Linked DNA regions of Homo sapiens: region 2 is linked to region 1. A link is a loop called in an ENCODE intact Hi-C map of the cell type or tissue named here. Cell type or tissue: B cell. All regions are shown on one strand. Region 1 overlaps BRD3 (bromodomain containing 3). Region 2 overlaps VAV2 (vav guanine nucleotide exchange factor 2).

Evidence for each region. Hi-C counts contacts between places; a loop is a spot of excess contacts. Peaks named below come from ENCODE experiments on the same cell type or tissue, not always from the same donor. Only the 100,000 strongest peaks of a DNase experiment are listed, where the experiment ranks them.
Region 2: it touches region 1 in a loop (2.9-fold over the local background); 1 of 110 quality-filtered maps calls a loop at or near these places.

What each region holds. Positions count from the first base shown.
Region 1 is chr9:134,057,326-134,062,325 of GRCh38, forward strand. The region is part of intron 1 of BRD3 (bromodomain containing 3); the gene reads right to left. LOC100130548 (a long non-coding RNA gene) reads left to right here. Exons shown (of 3, transcript NR_135126.1): 3 at 1-1,480. Among named protein-coding and RNA genes, the nearest start is that of BRD3, 8.2 kb to the right of the region's middle. RefSeq lists enhancers at 2,288-3,029, 2,834-2,883, 2,904-3,083. In B cell, CTCF peaks have their summits at 2,646 and 2,849; a DNase peak (open chromatin) is centred at 2,906; H3K4me3 peaks cover 517 bases; H3K27ac peaks cover 552 bases.
Region 2 is chr9:133,942,789-133,947,788 of GRCh38, forward strand. The region is part of intron 1 of VAV2 (vav guanine nucleotide exchange factor 2); the gene reads right to left. Among named protein-coding and RNA genes, the nearest start is that of VAV2, 47 kb to the right of the region's middle. RefSeq lists enhancers at 1,549-2,402, 2,442-2,491, 3,152-3,261. In B cell, no CTCF peak of the experiment used is centred here; DNase peaks (open chromatin) are centred at 2,693, 3,283 and 3,673; H3K4me3 peaks cover 1,812 bases; H3K27ac peaks cover 3,357 bases.

The sequences.
Region 1 (5,000 bases):
GCACAAGCAGGACAGCCACCCTGTTGCAGAGTGTGGTGCTTTCACACCATGTTCACCCCACCTCAGCCCTCTGGCCCAGACGTCGGTGGCTCCTCTGCCAGGTGAGGTGAGGTGAGGTGAGGTGGGAGCAGACAGTGGAGAAACACCACAAACAGCACAGGTGGTCGGCCAGGGCCACGAGCCCTTCAGCTCACCGATGCCGAGACCCCACAATCCCCACAACAAACCTGCAAGGTCAGAATAATTGCGCACGTGTACGGACGACTAAGCTGAGGCCCCTTCCTCCTTCACCTCCGGAATGCCACCTGAGCGCAAAGGCTTTGGGACACAAAGCACTCAGCAGTCGGCAGTGGAGGCACAGCCCAGGATCAAGACCCTGGGCTTCCTGTCCCAGGCTCCTCAACCTGCAGGCGGCCACACAGCAAGAAGACCCTGGGAAGTTAAAGAACGAGGCGCTCCTGCTTCCCCCACCCTCAACGGCCAGCAAGGACACAAAGGCAGCCCAGGGCAGGGCCAGCCGCCAGCCACAAGGCCCCTCCAGAACCCAAGGTCCAGTGGAGACTCTGAAAGGGCTGATTGCAGGGCCCCCACGGGGTCCACACACCAGACACAGAGGCCCATGCAGAAAGGCGGTAAGGGGCCCCCCTGGGGTCTGCACACCCGACACAGAGGCCCTGCGAGAGGGAGGCATGGAGCGCCCGCGGTGTCGGCACACCAGGATTCACAGCCCGGCTCTCCACCCCCAGCTGACCTCGCTGTGAAGAGATGGTTTGTGCTGAGAGCTTAGCAAGGCCGTCGTCTACCGAGTGCTTCCCACCACAGCCCATGCGCAGGCATGAGAGTCATGCCTCCCGCAGGCCACAGCTTCACTCATGCAAGGACATTCTGGGGGCCGGGACGTCCTAGCCAGTGGCTAGAACTGGGTGTGACCATGGGCCCCCTTGGCTGGGGAGAAAAGGAGGTGCCCCTAGATCCCAAGTCCCCTGGGGCCGCAGCAAAGGGAGGAGGACCTTGCATCACTCCAGGGTGCCACGTGGACGAACAGAGGTAACATTGGGAGTGTGGCTGGCAGTGTTGGACATTCAGAACATGTCTGCCCAAAACAAACATGGCCTTCGCTTCTCCCAGCTCCCAGAAACAAAGTAAACAGAAGGATCACGTCTGGACACCAGGGACCAGCCCCTGTTACATCCCTGTCCCCCCCAGGCCAGAGCCTGACCACTCCGTGTCACCTGCCTCTACTCCTGTAGTGACTGTCAACTTTTTGGATTTCAGAAAGCCAAACCAGCAAGGGAAGCCTTTTCCCGGGGGGTAGAGGTGTCTCTCCTACACACACCCCTACCCCAGGGTCTGAGATGACATCCCAAATCAAACCCGGTATTCTGCAGAGATACACAAAGGTTCAAACTACAGACAGCCTTGTATCAGCTGTAAAGGGGGGCCAGATTTTGCTGCAAAAGAAAAAACCCAGTATCCCCTCGCTCAGCCCACTGTGTCACCAAGAGGGAGGGTGGGCGGCTGGCCGAAGAGGGCTCCATTTTATAGTCCAGGAAGGGGTGGCCTGGGCCCCACAGCTGGTGGGGCAGTGGCACTGGATCTGAAGCAAAGCTGGGCACTGGAGGCTGTGCCTTGGGCCGGTGTGCTGGCAGCGCCTGCTGGAGGAGCCAAGGGGCACTGATTCAACACTGACTGTATTTCCGGAACCAGAGTTAGTATTGGGGGTATGGTGGCGTTGTGGTTACAATCTTTCAAAAGTCCTCATCTTTCAGAGATTTGGACTGAAAGTTCTATGAATGAAATGTGTCTGGAATCTGCTTCATGATAATGTGGGGGGTGAAAATGAGTGGGGTCTGGAAGAAACGGGCCAGCCCAGAGCTGCCCCCGCCCGCGGAAGCTGCTCAGAGGGAAGAGGGTGCACCTCCCTTCTCCCCGGGCCCCCAGCACCCCGTTCCTCAACACACACTCTGCATCCTGCGTCCTCACAGCAACTGTGGGGTCCAGGGTTCTGCCTTGCACCCACTCTCCACCTTCATGCGATGGGGAATAAGCCGACGGGACTCCTGTGAGGAAGTGGGGCAGGGGTGGGGCAGATGGACTCAGGTGGAGTGACTCGGGCTGGAGGAAGGCAGCGGTGCCAGAGACCCCAGTGCCTTAAAGTCTAGACACGAGACACACAAAACCTTCGTGCCGCAATCCCTCCTTCACCCCTCGCAGCTGCCCTGCGGGAATGTGCAGCAGAAGGGGGTGTGGTCTCCTGGGGGTAAACCCTTGCTCCTTTTCTTGGGGAACAGGGGGGCCCCACACCACAGGGACCCTGGACACTGGAGGGGCTGGAAGCCTGTCTGCTAAAATGTGAACCGAGAAGGGTCTGTGAGCATGTACAGTGCAGGAAGAACTCATTTCACCACTCAGCCCTCCAGTGGTGAAGGGGCTCCCACACAGCCTGCTGGCAGCCACCTCGCTCCAGGGGGCTCTTTGCTGTGCGGGCAAGGCCCCCTCAGGAAGGCAGCCTGGCCATCAGCAGCCTGTCGCAGCAGCAGCAGCAGCCTTGTCCTCAGCAAACGCACTCCATCCCTGGGACCATGGCAGGGAAGCGGTGGGTCCTTGGGGGACAGGCCTGGGGAGCCAGATGTGCCACTGCTGCTCTCCCCTGGGCACTGCAGGACAGGGATGGAGCTCTGTCTCCCAGAGGAGGGGGCGGAGGCTCAGAGACCCTCCCTGGGGTCCACCTCCCCGGGTCTCCCACTCAGCTGCCCACAAAGCCCATGCTAGAGAGCCCACAGGCACTGCCTGCCGGGCCCAGCAGAGACAGAGGCAGAGGCCACCCTTGCCAGTCGGGTAAAAGTCGGAGTGAGCAGGCAGCCTGCCTTAGACACAAGAGGATCCGAAACTGCCCAGAGAGGAAACTCAGACAAACCACAAAAGTCCTCGAACGCCAAGCGAAAACCCAGCAGTGAGTGGGTCTGGTGAAATCCTCAAGAAAGACCCAGGCCATGCGCAGTGACTCAGGCCTGTGACCCCAGCACCTTGGGAGGGGCAGGAGAATCCCCTGAAACCAGGAGTTCGAGACCAGCCTGGGCAACATAGTAAGGCCCTGATTCTACGAAAATTTAAAAAAATTAGCCAGGCCTGGTGGTGCACCTAGAATCCCAGCTATTCAGGAGGCTGAGGTGGGAGGATCACTTGAGCCTGGGAGTTTGAGGATACAGTCAGCTGTGATCGCACTGCTGCACTCCAGCCTGGATGTCAGAGCAAGACCCTGACACACACACACACACACACACACACACACACACGATCTGGAATGCCATGGAGATTTCCAAAGTAGCCAGCGGGGAGAGGGCAGTGGCCAGGCTCCCCTAACACTGACTAGCCCCCTTCCTGGGTCCCACTCATGCCCCATCCAAGAGAGGCTCTGTGCTGGACATGGAAGGAATGTTGGTGAGGTGGCCCGAATCCTACCTATCCTCACCCTTGCTGTGTGGCCCCAGGCAGGCCCACCTCTGGCCCTGAAGCTGTGGGTGGCCCCCTGAACCCTTCCCAAGGTCCCTGGACTCTGCCTTCCTCTCCATAGGGCACAGGAGGACCTGAATGAAAAGCAGAAATTCAGCCCCCTTTAGGCTGGCCCAGCCCAGAATTCATCAGAAAAGATGCTGAGTCCAGGGCTGTTTCAGGGCTGTGGACAAACAGGGAGGGAATGGGAATCTGTCCAGTTGCCACCAAAGAAAACACCCAGAAATGCCAGTAGCAGTCTCCCTGACCCCTCCTGCCATTCCATGGCCCTCTTGGGGAGCAGAGACCCAGAGGGGCAGGAGCAGGCATGTCGCCTGGGCAGCACAGCAGCCTAGCCTTCAGGCACTCCACAGAGGGAGGACAGAGGGGTGCTGCCTCCAATGCCACACCCTGGGGCAAACCAGCCAAGGGGCAGCGGCTGGACCATGGGGGCATCTCCAGCCTGGCCTGGGCCCAGAGCAAAAAGTCCTTATTTGGGGTCCAGGGATGGGGAGTCCCAGCTTTCAGCAAACAGGCAGGGTTGGGAGGACAGCTTACCAAGGCCATTCCAGCTATAGCATGAGTCTGGAGGAGCAGTGGCAGGGAGGGGCAGGGCTACATAGCTCTGCAGGGGCTCAACCAGACCTGCCAGCTAAAGGGTGGGAGACAGGAGCACTGGAACCAAGGGTGGGGGTGCTGGAGGAAGCTAGGGGAGGCCTTTCCCAGGGGCTCCCCATTCCCCATGGGTCTCCAGCCCTGGAATTTCCATAGCTCTGGGCCTCTGTACCTGTGTCCCTGACTGGATGGCCCCCACTGGGGCACTCCAGCCCGTCTCCTGGACTCTGTCCTGCGTCAGTGGGGGTCAGATGAGCCCCATCTTCCATAAGTGGAGGGGACGCTCAGAGGTGAAGGGGCACAACGTCGCCCAGGCAGAGAAGGCCAGAGCCAGCTTGAACAAAGCTGGACATCCATGCCAGACTCACCGCCAACACCCCACAGCCCCAGAATTCTCGGGATAATGCTGGGAGCAGTGCTGTGATCGGCTGTGGCAGGAGGGAGCTGAGTCTGTGAGAAGGGATCCCAGCCTGCTGCCCCCACAGCCCCATCTAACCCGGCCAACCTAGCACCTGTCCCCAGGCGGCCAGAGGGGCCTCCCCAGCCCACGTGGTGACCAGCGGCCACCCTCCAGGACTCGGGAAACTGGATCTGTCAGGGCAGGGCTGCCTTCAGTGACAGACGGAGCCAACTGCTTCCTTCTATGGAGCCAGGGGAGAAGTCGGGGGTTGGGGGCCCCCTGTAGCCCTGGAGGAGCCCTGGGGAGGGCAGCTGGGCATCGTGGGCCCCACCCAAGCAGGCACGGCCAGCCCTGGCGCCTACTCCCCAGGGGAATCTGCCCAGTGCTGTGAGCCCCCCATGCACAGCGCACCTGCTCTCCTGCAGCTGCCTGGCCGCCTGGAGGGCCCGGCTCTACAGGCCCAGCCCTGTCCCGGGGCGCTTCAGCAGACTGG
Region 2 (5,000 bases), 110 kb before region 1:
TTTAAGAAGTCCTCCTGGTGCAGCTCTGGGCCCAACCCAGGGTGGTCTCTGCAAAACTGAGCCACACAGGCTGATGCAGATGGCAGGGACAGGGACTGCACGGACGGGGATGGCAGAGACCGGGACAAAGCCTGGGGGCCACGTCAGGCTCCACCTCGAGGGAGGCCACACACGGCCCGGCCTCCCTTCAGGGAGCATTTCCTGTGCTTTCTACAGTTCATCCCATTTTCCACAAAGGGAAACTGAGGCACAGAGAGTTAAGGACGTGGGCACCTGACCAGAGGGCGGCAGCGCCAAGAATGAAGCCATGTCGACATCGGCCAGGGCAAAGGCCCTCTGAGAGGACGGGCGTGTGGGCAGGCACCAGGTCCCTCCTGCCATCCCTGTACCCCTTTCCTCAGTGGCCTGGTTTGCAAGGTCTGTGGTCGCTCTGGAGCCAATCAGAGCCTCAAGGTCCAGGTTCTAGACAGAGACCCTGACGGTTGGCAGGGACCGGACCCAAGGCTGAGGTTGCTGCAGGTGCATCATGGCCACAGGGGCCCACTGAGGACACAGGCCGAGGGACAGTGGCAAAGGGAGGCCCAGATGGTGGTCAGCGCCAGGTGAAAAGTCCCCTGTCCACGCCCAAGCTATGAAGGCTGGCTTCAGCTGTCACCTGTGGCTGCAGGAGCAAGCGGCATTCTTCTCTCTCATTGATCCAACCTGGCCTTCGGGACCCCCCACAAAGGCAGCCACTGCTTCCCCCAGCATCCTGGACTTTAAGTCCAGCTGAGTGGCCACAGCAAGGGTCTGTCCCCAGAAAACAAGCCCTGTGACAAGGGTCCCAGGGCTGAGTGCCCTCTCCCCCAGGCTGGCGGCTATGGGGTCCCCACTGTGTTTGTTTAGGGCACTCTGAGGGGGCATGGGCTACCCCACCTCCTGCTCCCCACAGCCCCAGACTGCAGGGAGGGCTCCCGCCCCTGGGCCCCAAGAATCCCTTGTCCAGGCTCTGGCGCTGCAATGAGAGGCAGCGTGTAGTGTGCCCTGGAAACGTCAGCCCCTTTCTCTCCGGCCCATTCATCGGCAGCCGCAGATCTAATCAGGCTGAAATCGGATTAGTGTGGTGACACAGGCTCCATGCCCAGTCGCCCACCTCCCCAGGTTCAGCTGCACTGTCCTTCAGCTCTTGCAAGGCGCCAGGGCGGGGTGTCACAGACAGGAGAGGCGGCGCAGGGCCGGAGAGCCAAGACCCCAGAGCCAGGAGCCCAGGTCTGAGCCACAGGTGAGGCCCGAGGGCATCCTGGATGGCAAGCTTCACCGGCCAAGCTCACATGCTCACAGGACAGTCACGTCTCTTTAGGGTCTCTGAAACAATCTATTGTGATGGGGACACAATGGCAGGGACAGGCCTCTCTGCCCTGCAGAACCCACGGCAGCCCACCGAGAGCAGGGGCGCCCTTCAGCCTATGTGGGCCCTTCCACTGCCCCTTACTGGCAACGGGTCACCGGCAGTGCTGGAGTGGGAAACAGGACAGGCCTGCCTCGCCCTCCAGAGCTGGCATCTAGCCGGCATGACCTGAGAGGGGTACAAAAGGGGAAACTAAGCCGGGGGAGGCAAATCCACTTGCCTGAGTCACATAGCCAGCAGGCCTCAGCTGGGGAGCTGCAGTTTGAACACAGGTGGCTTGGCCATCGACCCCTGGGCAATGGTGATGGAGTAATAGCAGAGCCTGACAATGACCACAGGCAGGGAGGATGCTGACGTGCACAACAGCCAACTCACTCACCACCTGCAGAGCCTGTGAGGTGTGCACTGGCCCACTGCACAGACAGACAACCAAGCTCCAAGCAGTGAGCTCATGGGTAGGCCCAGGATTCAGGGGCAAATGGAGTGGCCGGGATGCAAAAGGGCAGCAGGCCCCCGCCTAAGGGGATGCAAGAAAGTCCTGTCTCGCCAAGGACGGCAGCACAAGGCCTGCGTCGTCAAGGCAGGTGCCACACTGTCTCAGGGGCTGACTCCTGGGCCCCAGCTGGACCATGCAGGAGGAGCGTGGGGCCGGGCTGACCTTTATGGGAGGTGACCCTCGCTGCTCCCTCCTCCCAGGAGAGCTCGGGCAAGTCTCCTCATGTGCACAGTGAGGCTCTGGCACAGAGCTCCAGGCCCTTCCGGCCAAGACTGGCTACGCGTCTCGGTGCGCTGACTCACAGTGATTATAGGCGCTCCACGGCCGCCAGGTTTTCCAGAAGGCCAGGCACTGGGCTAAGAGCTCCCTTGAGTCACTGCAGCAATTCCTAATTTACAGATGAGGAAACTGAGGTTTCAGGAGGTCAGCTGGCCTGCCCAAGGTCACTAGCAAGGATGTAACTGAGCTAACAATGGATCTGGGATGGTTTGACCCCCAAGGCCAGACTGCTGGCCTCTAAGCTATCCTGTCTATGGGTTTCTGGGCAGGGAAATCCCATTATTTTTTCTTTTTTAAAATGACAACAGTACTTTGACAAAAACTCAGTCTGTTCAGAGGAGATGGGGAGGCACTGAGTGTAGGAGCCCGGCCTTTGGGCTTGAGGGGCAGGCCCCACCCACAGAAACCAAGGCTTAGGAATGGGGCCAGAGAGGAGGGGGCTGACCTGATTGATCGGCACATAATAACTAACTAGCACGCATGCGCCATTTCACAGCCCACTAGCACTTTCACATCCACATTTGCTCCGTCAGATGTGGAAATGGAGGCCCCAGAAGGCAGGTGACCCGCGATCTGAACCCAGGCCCGGTTCCTCTCAGGATGCCCCCAGCCTCTGGCAGGCCCATGCCCGGGAAAGTCCCTTTGGCTGCCCCACCAGGAAGGTCAGGGGCCCGGGTGTCCTCAGTCCCAGGAGTGGCACTCAGCTGGGGGTGGGGTCCTGCAGGGAAAGCCCCAAGCTGGGGTCTCCAGATCGCCTGGCCCAACCTTCCCCATCCATGTAGATCGTCACCAACAGGCAGGGCTCCTCCCAGGTCTCTGGCTGGCATCCCTGAACCACCGACTCCTGTCCTGCACAGTCCTACCTCCCCCTGGCCTCTTGCACACAACCACATTCCAGTGCAGACCCCACAGCAGGTGCTCCAGGTGGGGACAACCCAGGCCTGCTCCCACTCAACAGCCACACAGCTTCTCTGTACCTCAGTTTCTCAATCTGTAAAATGGGCAAGGAGAACCCTGCCCTCTGACTCCCACGATGCTGGGACTCTCACTCAAAGAGACTGTACTGAGGCCATCTCACTGGGGAAGTCCAGAAGTCCCCTGAGACATTGGTCACTGGGAGAGCTGGCAGGGGGGTTGGGGTGCCACAGTTAGCTGGAGCTGAGGAGCAGCCACAGTGCACGAGAACCTGGGCCCTTCATCACCATGGTCCCACCCTGGAGCTGTTAGCCCGCCACCCCGCTGGCCTTTAGTTCGCAGCAGAGCTCCTCAAGGCAGCTGCCAGGGACTGGGGGAGGGACACAGGCCGACAAGGGACTTCTGGGGCCTGGCCTCAGGCTCTCTGCTCATGGCCAGAGCAGCCCAGCAACTGGGAGGTGAAGACCCCCACCCCATGTGCTCCTTGCTGCAAAAGGGAACCTGGGCACCACAGCCCTGAAAGCAACAGGGCACCACAGCTTCTGGGCCTCAGGAGAACAGGCACTCTCTTTTCAAGCCTCTGGGTCTTTCTGAGCAAGCTGGGGGTCTCCATGTGCAGCCTCCACGCCCTGCGGCAAAGGCTCCAGGAAGTACCCACAGACATAGATAGACATAGTGCGTTTTCTTGAAATACTTCAACAAGTGTCACTAACACTGCGCTTAGCAGAGACCGATTGCACGCCTGGCTGCTCTGCTTCCAGCTGGAGTGGTGCTGACTCCCTGGGGCCACAATGCTGCGTCGTGCTGATCAGAAGCTCTGACTGGCAGCTGAGGATGTCTTTGATCAATAAAAAAATGGGAAAACAAATTAATTTCCTGTTTTATTTATGCCATGCTCATTCCAAAAACCACTTAAAATAGCTTGATTACTATTCAACAGATGCAGCTTGATGGAATGGATCAAATTTGGGGCCCATCAGGTAGATAAACAGGTGACCCTGGGTGACAGGCTGGCCAGGTGCTCACGGAGACAGGAGCTGACGCCGTTTGCTCCCTCTGGGTCCCAAATGCCCTGGACAATGCCTAGCCCATCACACGGGCTCAGTATCTGGTAGACGAACAAATGAACCAATGAATTAATGAATGAACAAATGAATGAATGTCTAGGAAGCACTCTTAGGTGTCCTCTGACTGCTGACACCTCTCAAAGGGCCCTGCTTTCTCCTCAAGCAGCAGAGAGTCCACGATGCCTTCCAAGACGTCAGGGGCCCCCAAGGACAGCCACTGCTGCTTAGGTGGCAACCTCGCTTCCAGAAGCATCTCTTCCGAAAACAAGCAAGCAGGTGAAAGGTAGGGTCTGGCCTCGACCCCTTATTCCTGCACACATCAATGTCACCTGCACAACTCTACACACCACCCCACCAGGGACCCATTAGCTGGTCAGATCCAATAACCACTCTAGCAGGGGGCGGGGGTGGTCCCTTATCACCCATTTTACAGATGAGGAGACCGAGACTCAGGGAGGCCCGTATCTGCTTTAAAACTGGTCTGTCGTTGGGCGCGGTGGCTGACGCCTATAATCCTGGCCCTTTGGGAGGCCAAGGCGGGTGGATCACCTGAGGTCAGGAGTTTGAGACTATCCTGACCAACATGGTGAAACCTCGTCTCTACTAAAAATACAAAATTAGCCAGGCGTGGTGGCGCATGCCTGTAATCCCAGCTACTCAGGAGGCTGAGGCAGAAGAATCGATTGAACTCGGGAGGTGGAGGTTGCAGTGAGCCGAGATCATGCCATTGCACTCCAGCCTGGGCAACAAGAGCAAAACTCCGTCTCAAAAAAAAAAAAACAAACTGGTCTAACTTGACAGTCATCATGAACACTGAGAGGCTTCCCAGGCCATCACCAGGGCCCCCGCGCTATGG